Regions from separate parts of the Homo sapiens genome. Here region 2 is linked to region 1. Evidence: chromatin loops called from intact Hi-C (ENCODE). Cell type or tissue: gastrocnemius medialis. All regions are shown on one strand. Region 1 overlaps ABLIM2 (actin binding LIM protein family member 2). Region 2 has its middle 10 kb from the start of SH3TC1.

Region 1 (5,000 bases):
CCTCATGGGGGGACCCAGGGACACCCCCAGGATGGCAGTTCTGGGGGCTACTTTGGAAGAACAACGAAGTGAACAGCACGCTCTCCGGCACACGCGGGGAAGGATTTGTTTTCTGGGAGTGAGTGCACGAGCTGTGGGTGTGAGTGTGGCCGGCCTCCATCCTCCCACATTTCCAAAAACAAGCAGGTGGTCCACCTGCCTTCCTGAGCCTCGGGATCCCCCGCCCAGGCTGCAAAGCAAAGGGGGCGTGTCAGCGCCAGGGAGCGATTGCCTGGGAGAAGGGGTGGCCTCCACCCTGGCCTTTCTCTCCCTGCAGCTAGTGGATTTCATGCTTTTCATTAGGGCTTTCCAGGGCATCGTGGGATTTAGCTGGTGCAATTTTTTCAGCTCTCCCTGAAGATACATTTGCCACATTTCTGGAAAGCAAAATCCATTAGATGCCTCTTTTTAAAAGCCTATTTTAAAAGACAAAGGGGAAGCTTGCACTTTATTTGAAAGGATTTCCATAAGCACAGACCTTGGGCATGCAGCAAAATGCATCAGACCCGAGTCAAGCTCATCACCTCCTGTGACCCAGCGGACTCATAGCTGGCGGAAACTGCCCCGGGTCCCCCTCCTCTGTCACCTGGGCAGGCCATTTCAGCCTCCTTCAGTGGATGTGGGAATAACCATAACCTCTTCCTCGCCAGCGACAGGCGATGGGATGAGACAGTGTCAATGGCAGGCTGACCCAGGGCTGGGGACTCACACTCCATCACCCAAGATGATTAGTGACCATGGACTCCAGCAGTAGCAGGGGTCTGAGGGCAGGCCCAGTGCCAAGATCCACCACATACCCACCCACAGCCAGTTAGAGTCTCACTCTGTGCCAGGCACCTGTGCCAGGCCTGTTGGCCCTGCAGATGTGGCAGCCAGGGCAGTGACCACCCCTTCTCCTGGGAAAGCTCTGCCTTCAGTGGGTGGCCTCTGTGCTGGAGAATGGCATGGAGTAACTACGATTTCCTGCAAGCTTTCAAATGAGCTGCACTTGTTTAAGCATGAGGACCTTGCAGTCTTGCATTAATCTTCTCTCCAGGCTCTCATGAGAGTGCAGCGTATGAATCATTGAGGGTGCTTTGGGATGAATAAAAAGAAGACCCAACTCATAAATATCCAACATGGATATTTGTCATCTTAACACGAAGTCTGGAGGTAGCCCCACACCCCTACCCCAGGGCTGGCTAATTAAACAACTCACCAGGGTCATGATGGATGCCCAAATGTTCCCTCTCCCACACTGCACCCTGTGCGTGTCAGCAGTGCCTCTCCTCATGGTCTCAGATGGCTGCCGTTGCTCCAACATCACGTTCTCACCGCATGGCATGCAGCCTGGAGATGTGCACAGGCAAAGCCTGTCTCCTCGCATAACCCTCCCTCTCATTAGGGAGGAGAACCCTTTCCTGAAGTCCCCATAGACTCCCCATATGACTCATTGGCCAGAACTCGGTCACACGTTCACCCCCACCGGCAAAGAGGAACGGGGGGCTCGTGGCTGACTTAGCCCAATCATGGCCGTCCTCAGGTGGGCACATTACCAGTTGAGCCAAAGCAGGATCTGTTAGCAGGGAAGACAATTCAAGAGCTCCTACTGTGTTGGGTTCCCACTACCCAGGCACTTACTTGTGCCTCAGTTTACCTGGGAAAATCTGTGAAATCATATGATTATCCTCTTGTCCGTGGCTGCCCCAGGCTTGGGCATTCGAATTCCACCTCTGCCACCCACAGCTCATGTGGATCTTAGGCAGGTGTCTCAACCCAGTTTTTCTAAGTAAAAGTCATTCAATAACTATTTATTGAGCACCTACTATGTGCCAGGCACTGTTCAGGGTATTTGGGAGATAGCCATGAACAAGACAGACATCCCGTTATGGGGATGGGGACCAGGTCTAATGCAAGGAGACAGATAATAAACATGATAAAGAATAAATAAGCAAATTTCATCATGTGCTAGAAAGTGAGCCCTGCTAGGGAAGGAAAGATGCAAACTGGGTGGTCAGGCTGGGCCTCACGGAGGAGGTGACCTTTGGGCAAAGCCTGGTGGAAGGAGGTGAGGAAGTTAATGAGGGAAGAGCATTCCCACCAGAGGGAACAGCCAGTGCAGAGACCCGGAAGCAGGCAGGCTTGGGAAACAGCAGGAGGCCCATGTGGCTGAAGCAGAATGACCAAGGGGATTAGGGAGATAGAGCCTCTACATCCCTGCAAAGACCGTGGCTTTGACACTAGCAAGGAAACACAGAGGAGGGTCCTGCTCCATCCTTGTAGGTTTCCATGGATCTCTGGGTGCTTGCTTGTGCAGGGAGGCCAGGGTGGGAGTCGGGAGGAGGCTAGAGGCAGGTGCGGGCACCTAGGCTGGAGCCAATGGCGGCTGGGATGAGGGGTGTGAAGGTGTCTCATTCTGGATGTCTTTGAGATCCAGCTGGCTCTGTCCTTACTCTACAAATGGGAATACATGCAGAACATAAATACGTCAAACGCATAGCACAGAATGCCTGGAAAAACAAATCTGGTTTACTTGGCCTTCAAAGGGTGGCTGAGCTCTGTGCTTTGGGAATATGTTTTAACTGTGATGTGTTGTTAATGCAATGATGAAAAGATGAGGCCACACCCATGTGTGCCCTCGGGAGAGCGGGCATTTTCTGGTCCTATTGGAAGTGGAACTGAGCAAGTCCACAATGTTAGCAAGAGCCAAGAAAACAGGCAGGGAGGGAAGGACGTGTGTCCGGGAGGAGAGCCCGTGAGCTGCGCATGTAAGGCAGGTGGAGTTGTCCCTGAGGATGCATCCATCTGGGACTATAAATAGCCGCCTGTTCTAGGCGGTCTGGGAGGAATGAAGGAATGGTGCAAGATGCCTGCACACGTGCTTCCTGGGCGTTCCAGGCGTTTATGAGAAACAGCCCTGGGCCTCCAGCATCAAAGGGAAGCTCTAGACAGGTGGGCCTTGGCCCTGGCCCAGGGCACTCCTTGTTCCGCACAGCCTAAGCCGCACAGGGCACGAGTGTCAAGATCACATGGCAGAGTTGTGAAAGTCCCGGCAGGAGGAATCTCAGATGACGTCTGCCTCATCCCCCTGTTATTCACAGAAGGGGATCCTGAGCCGGGCTGGGCCAAGACTCGGAGCTGCGATGCCCGGCCAGCCCTGGAGCCCTCGCCCAGGTTAAGGCTCACTCAGGCCCCTGGGGTTCTCTGTTTTCTTGTGTTTTGATGTGAATTGGCATCTCCGTCTTCCACTCACCAATATAGAAAAATAGCAGCGGGTGGACAGCACCTTGGGTGGTCCCTGTTCCCATCTGGGTGTATATTCCTCCCAGCTTTCCCCTGGTCTGAGTCTCTTTAAAATGTGAAGGCATGCCGTATACCTGATTCGTTCGCTTCAATTTAGTGTGTGGGCACTTTCCTCACCATGCAGATTCCTCACATTCATGTCAATATCCTCCCAAATTCCTTCCAATGCATGCCCCACAGTAAATGTAGTCGTCACTCTTGCACTGTTGGATGTCAACATCATTTCCAGGCAGACACTGGGCTAATCAGCTTGTTAGACCTCATCTCATTGATTTCTTTTTTTTTTTTTTTTTTTTTTTCCTGAGATGGAGTTTCATTCTTGTTGCCCAGGCTGGAGTGCAGTGGCGCGATCTTGGCTCACCGCAATCTCCGCCTTCCAGGTTCAAGTGATTCTCCTGCCGCAGCCTCCCGAGTAGCTGGGATTATAGGCATGCACCACCACACCCAGCTAGTTTTGCATTTTTAGTGGAGTCGAGGTTCCTCCATGTTGGTCAGGCTAGTCTCGAACTCCTGACCTCAGGTGATCCGCCCCCCTCAGCCTCCCAAAGTGCTGGTATTTCAGGTGTGAGCCACCGCACCCTGCCTTCATCTCACTGATTTCTTACAGCCACCATGCAAGATCAGTATTGCTAACTCTATTTTACACATGAGGACTCTGAGGTTCAGAGAGGGTAAGTAACTTGGTCAAGGTCACACAGCTGGGAAGTGGAAGAAGCAAGGACTCAAGCCCAGGCTGCCTGACTCTAAAGCCCAGGCATCTATTTACAACATTTTACTGTACCCATAATGCAGGGAACATTGTTGCAACTGAATTTCTGTGACAGTCATGGTCATTTCCTTGGGACAATCCCAGGAGAGGGACTGCTGGGTCAAAGGGCGGGAAAAGTTTTCACATTCCTTAGAGTCAGTGCCAAATGATATTCCAGAAAGTGATGTTGATTCATCTTTTCCCCCCAGCCGCCACCCTCTCCTGCCTGTTTCTCGTAAATGAACACAGCGTGTGCCCAAAGGATGGTGCTCCCATCACCCCCACCTGCCCTGCCTCCTGCCAGTGTCTGTGCTAGTTTGATAAATTGCAAAATGCAATATAAGAACAATGTGTTGTCTCCATAAGGATTTCTAAAATGACCAGGGAACTTGAACATTTTATTTTTAGCACACAGAGGCCTGGGGTTTTTGTTGTTGCTGTTTTGTTTTTTGTTTTGAGATGGAGTCTCACTCTGTCACCCAGGCTGGAGTGCAGTGGCGCGATCTCGGATCACTGCAAGCTCCGCCTCCCAGGTTCATGCCATCCTCCTGCCTCAGCCTCCCGAGTAGCCAGGACTACAGGCGCCCGCCACCACGCCCGGATAATTTTTTGTATTTTTAGTAGAGACGGGGTTTCACCATGTTAGCCAGGATGGTCTCGATCTCCTGACCTCGTGATCTGCCTGCCTCAGCCTCCCAAAGTGTTGGGATTACGGGTGTGAGCCACCGTGCCCAGTCAGAGGTCTGGGTTTTAACCACCTTGTGGTGACCTTGGCATACTCAGGACAGCTAGAATCTGACCAGCAACCTCCCAGATAACGGCTGGGGCTGGACATGCTCACTTGCCTGGTGCTCCCGGGAGTGGACTCACAGCACTGGAGTGGGGCACCAGAACCACTGCCACATGTTTCTCCTTCAAGGAACAGCTCACG
Region 2 (5,000 bases), 87 kb before region 1:
CTGAACGCAGTGTTTCCCAGAAACACAAACAAGCAAAGATGGCCCCGCACACCTCCCAAGGCATTATCAAGCCCTACTCAGACCCAAGAATGGGGGGAAGGACCTGCACAAATCTCTCCTGAGGTTCCTTCCTGAGTTGATTCCTCTGCGCACCCAAGTTTGAGGACGGGTGTATCCGGGCCGGCATGATAAGCCGCTAGCCTGGAGCCCCGTACCAGCTGGTGCTGGAATGGTAGCATGATGAGTCATCCCCCGGAAAGGGCTAGGACGGTGCCCTATTCAGCAGCGCTCACACCATGTGTTATTTCTGGCCTTTGCTGCTGAAACCGGCCCCTGATCAGAAGAGCAGAGCTCTAGGCCCCATGATTTCAGGAACTGCTCTTTGCAAAACGAGGACACGGGGCTCATAGGCTTTCCAGATGACTGATGGCCACCCCAGCCGGATGGGTGGCTGGGCCGCCGGGTCGGAGGCCTGCAGGAAGTGGTCAGCAGTTCTCGTGCCTGGGCTGGAACTGAAGACACCCACCCCCGAACTGGCCGGAATGTCCTGATTTGTCGGGGCAGGCGTCAGCCTGGAGCCCAGGGAATCGCTGACTCTGCGGCCCAGCAGGTCCACAGTCCTTCCTTCTCCCTGGGTCTGCCTGACCTGCTGACCAGGTGCCTGAGACTCCTTAGCACAGTGCTCCTCATCTGGGGGTGGTGAGGGAAGCGAGCTGTTTCCCCAGAGGAGATTTCAGAAGAGGGACCTTCCTTCCTTGGAGGAAGCTGACCAAAGAGCCCTCACTGCCTACATAGGAGCCCCCACAGCAGCCCTGCAGCTCCCGCCAGTCCTCAGCATCTCCACCTTTAAAACCACAAGGAACAGAGGTGCGGAGAGGGTAAAATCACAGAGCCAGGGCTGGGCGCAGTGGATTACGCCTGTAATCCTAGCACTTTAGGAGGCCGAGGCAGGAGGATCGCTTGAGTCCAGGAGTTCAAGACCAGCCTGGGCAACATGGTGAAACCCGTCTCTACAAAAAATACAAAAAAATTAGCTGGGCATGGTGGTGCGTGCCTGTAGTCCCAGCTGCTCGGGAGGCTGAGGTGGGAGCATTGCTTGAGCCCAGGAGTTGGAGGCTGCAGCGAGCGATAACCACACTACTGCACTCCAGCCTGGGCGACAGAGCCAGGCTCTGTCTCCAAAAAAAGATCACAGAGCCAGAAGAGGCCAAGCCTCAGAAACACCCTGTGGACCAGCCGGCTGGTGGGGTGTGGGTGACCGAGAGAGTGCACAGAGGAGAAGGTCCCAGATGAGGGCACACAGCAGGGGCTGCAAGGCTGCCATTCTCCCAAGAGCCCGGGGACATCAGATCCCAGCTTACAGATGAGTCCCCCCAGGACCTCCAATCCCATAGGCCCGAACTCCTCAGAGCCCCAACTTTCCTGAATCAGGGGTGGGACCCCAGCTGGAATTTTGGCATTCTGCAGAGCCCAGTGATGGGGGTTGATCCTGACCTTGGCTTACACAGTCATTAACCCAACCCAAGCACACAGTCCCCCAACTCCGCCGAAGGAGTGAAGTCCTCCCAGCTGGGAGCCATCTCCTGGGAGCTCGAGGCTCCGAGGCTGAGGTCACAGCAGGCAGAGGGGAGGAGGGCTCCAAGGGGGATTCCTGCAGACTCCCTGCTACCCACCTGGACTGGGCCAGATGTCACGGGGAGCACACTGGTGATCGCAGGCACCTGCGGCCAGTGCTGCCGCCTCCCAGCAAAACCTCAAGTGCTACTTTCCAGGCCCTACTTCCTGGCCTCGCATCAACGCACCCACGCCGCGCTCCCCAAAACTACCCAGGCACAGGTCACCAGTGTTTTCCACGTGGCCAAGCCCAGCAGTCCCTTCCCGGCTCCCTCTTCCATGTCTCTCTGGGCCACTGGTCCACCCGCTGACCACACCCTTTGGACACCTCCCGTTTCCCAGCCTCCTCCTCCCTAAAGGTCATGCCTTCTCTAAGGGCCACACTCTGTGCGGGGAGCTCACGCCGGCGGGGTCTTCAGAGCCATCTGCTTTCACTGAGGTCCCCAGGCTGCAGCTCAGAATGAGGGCCTGTGCCAGTGCCACCGTCTGCCTCTCTGATGGCCAGTAGCCAGCCCAGACACCACCCAGCCAGAACTGGACACCTACTGCCCCCCGCCGGCCCTGAATCTTAGCAGATGGCACCACAGGGCACTTGGCGCATGACCCCTCTCTTTCCCCACCTGGTTACATCCAAGCCATCCTTGCCAGCCTCACCCTGCTCTCCCCTCTCCCACCCCTGGCGGGGCCCTGGCCACCCTGTGCTGTCCCACACCCCCAATGCCTGCCCTGGCTTCTGCACACCACTCCTTCCTGGCACCCCTTCTCCTCCAGGCTGTGACGGCGGTGTGTTGCCTCCTCAAAGAGGCCTACCCCGGCCGCCGGCCCGGCCAGCCCTTGCCCTGCGCCCTGGAAAGACTCAGCATGCTCCGCCCCTCCTGGGACTGGGGCCATCATCTGTCACCACCACTTGCTTCCTAGGCAGGTCCCCTGCACTGCGGGCTCCTCCAGCGAGGAGACTGGCGGGCCTTGCTCTCTGTGGGCCACGTGCCCAGCACAGCACCACACTCTGCAAGCGTTTGCTGAATGACTAACAAACCAAGTGCCAGTGACAGGGGGCCGGGCTGCCCAAGCCAGGTGGGAGCCAACAGCCCCATGTATTCCGAGCCGGGTTCACCTCTGCCAGACACGCAGAAGGGGGCAGAGCCCAGTCAAGTGCACTTCTGCTGAGGCAAAGCTGTGTGGGCAGCTGGGTGGGAGGGAACCACCGGCTTGCAGCAGGCACGGACTTGCCCTAGGTGAGGTTTGAGCTCTCCCGCCTCATGTGTCGAGCCACGTGTGCCTGTGAGCAGTGCCCGGCAGGATCTGGCTACAGCACTGGCTGCACCTCCCCCTGGGACACCGGAGAGACAGGGAGGAGGTGGCTGCCTCGTGACGGGTACCCAGTGCAGGCTCCAGGCAGCAGCCCCTTGTTGGGCCAACATCCACAGCTGCTACCTCACATGCCTGCTAACCCGCTGGGGTGTCTCCCAGGTGGCGTCACAGGGGCGTGGCCCACCACTTTGGTGTCCAGCCAGGTGTGGGTCCCGGGGTCTCCCCTCACTTGCTTGCTGCAGGATGGATATATCCCTCACCCCTTCTACCCTGGCATAGCCCTCCCCTGCTCACCAAGGGTAGCGTAGCGGTCCAGGTACCACAGAGGGGGGACCGGGAAACTCCCCCACTGGCCCACATAGCTCATGCTGGGGTGCAACCCAATGATGGAGAGCAGATTCTGAAGCCTAGGTTTGAAGCACCTTGGGGAGCTGCTTTACGGCCCTGCCCAGGCCCAACACCTGCCAGCGTAGGGGAGGGGTCCCACAAAGGAGAGCAGTCGTCGTCATTATTATTCAGTGGGGCAGGGTCAGCAGGCGGTGTTGCCCAGATCCAACCTGCCTGCCCGATGCTGGGCCTGGCTCAGCATCCGACATGGATGAGTCAGATGCCTACTGCCCTCTAGAGAGCCCAGACTCGGCCTCATGGTGGAGACAGCCATGGAGCCAGATGGGACAGCTCGGCCAGAGCAGCCATTGCAGAGGGGTTGGGAAAGGGGAGCACTGCACAGCCCCAGTCCTGCCCGTAGAGAGCTGGGGAGGCTGCCTGGAGGAGGGGCTCTGCGCCAGCCTCCACACGTGAAATATTTGTGAAATACATTCCCTGGCAGGAAATAAACACAGTGGGCGTGGAGTGTCTTGTCGCATCAGGAAGTAACGAAGTGTGATCCATCAACCGACCAATAGTTAAATGGATCAATAGATCCCCGAAATGATGGAACTGTGACAAAGGGAGACAGGAATCAACTGAAAGAGCTCCCAGTGGCCAAAACTGGGACAAAGTGAGCAACAAAACACAGGTAAAGCAGTGGTAATGTCAATCCCATGTAGAAAACAAATATGTAGGCCGGATGCGGTGGCTCACGCCTGTAATCCCAGCACTTTGGGAGGCGGAGACAAGTGGATCACAAGGTCAGGAGTTCAAGAGCAGCCTGGCCAATATGGTGAAACCCCGTCTCTACTAAAAATACAAAAATTAGATGGGCGCGGTGGCACGTGCCTGTAATCCCAGCTACTCGGGCAGCTGCCACAGAAGAATTGCTTGAACCCAGAAGGCGGAAGTTGCAGTGAGCTGAGATCACGCCACTGCACTCCAGCCTGGTGATAGAGCAAGACTCCATCTCCAAAAAAAAAAAAAAAGAAAAGAAAAGAAAACAAATATGTATGAGTCCACACCAGTACAAATAAGTCATGGGATAGCTGGGTAAATGGGGGAGAAGAGACAGACAGACCCCCCCGGGCAAAAGAATTCCAACTAACTTAGGCTGGTGGGCGGAGCATGACCCCCACTCCTTTATTGTGGGATGCGCATGGTGGCGTCCTTCCACAGAGGATAGTGTGGAAATGGGGAAACCCAACCAACACCCTTCAGCCAGGTGACCAGGGTCAACAGCATCAATGACAAAGCCTGTTGATAGCAGGTGTCCTTGCTAAGATGGGAGCAGGAGTGCACTTTGCTGTCGTGGTCTTCCTCCCCCAAACCCATATCCCCTGTCTAATATGAGAAACACGTCAGACAAATCCAACTGATAGTGTGGAACAGGAGTGGCGTTGGGTGGCAGAGGGTACGAGTGAGGATATTAACTGTGCCTGGCAGTCAGGGAAGGCTTCCTGGAGGCAGTGACATTTGAGCAGGGCTTTGAAGGATGGCAGGTGTCAGAGAGGGCAAGGGAAGTCGGGCAGGAGTCCCAGAATGGGCAAAGGCACAGCAATGTGCCTACAGGAGCATGTCCTTTTTTTTTTTTTTTTTTGAGACGTAGTCTTGCCCTGTCACCCAGGCTGGAGTGCAGTGGTATGATCTCGGCTCACTGCAACCTCCACCTTCTGGGTTCAAGCGATTCTCCCACCTCAGCCTCC

What was found. Hi-C counts contacts between places; a loop is a spot of excess contacts. Peaks named below come from ENCODE experiments on the same cell type or tissue, not always from the same donor. Only the 100,000 strongest peaks of a DNase experiment are listed, where the experiment ranks them.
Region 2: a loop joins it to region 1, with 12 times the contacts of the local background. A loop is called at or near these places in 1 of 110 quality-filtered maps.

The regions. Positions count from the first base shown.
Region 1 is chr4:8,099,370-8,104,369 of GRCh38, reverse strand. The region is part of intron 2 of ABLIM2 (actin binding LIM protein family member 2); the gene reads left to right. Among named protein-coding and RNA genes, the nearest start is that of ABLIM2, 57 kb to the left of the region's middle. RefSeq lists enhancers at 1-340, 341-1,052. In gastrocnemius medialis, no CTCF peak of the experiment used is centred here; DNase peaks (open chromatin) are centred at 2,909, 4,319 and 4,899; H3K27ac peaks cover 5,000 bases.
Region 2 is chr4:8,186,838-8,191,837 of GRCh38, reverse strand. It overlaps a transcript of SH3TC1 not described here. Among named protein-coding and RNA genes, the nearest start is that of SH3TC1, 10 kb to the left of the region's middle. RefSeq lists enhancers at 1-338, 1,391-1,916, 3,493-4,019. In gastrocnemius medialis, no CTCF peak of the experiment used is centred here; DNase peaks (open chromatin) are centred at 287, 2,597, 2,917 and 3,544; H3K27ac peaks cover 3,950 bases.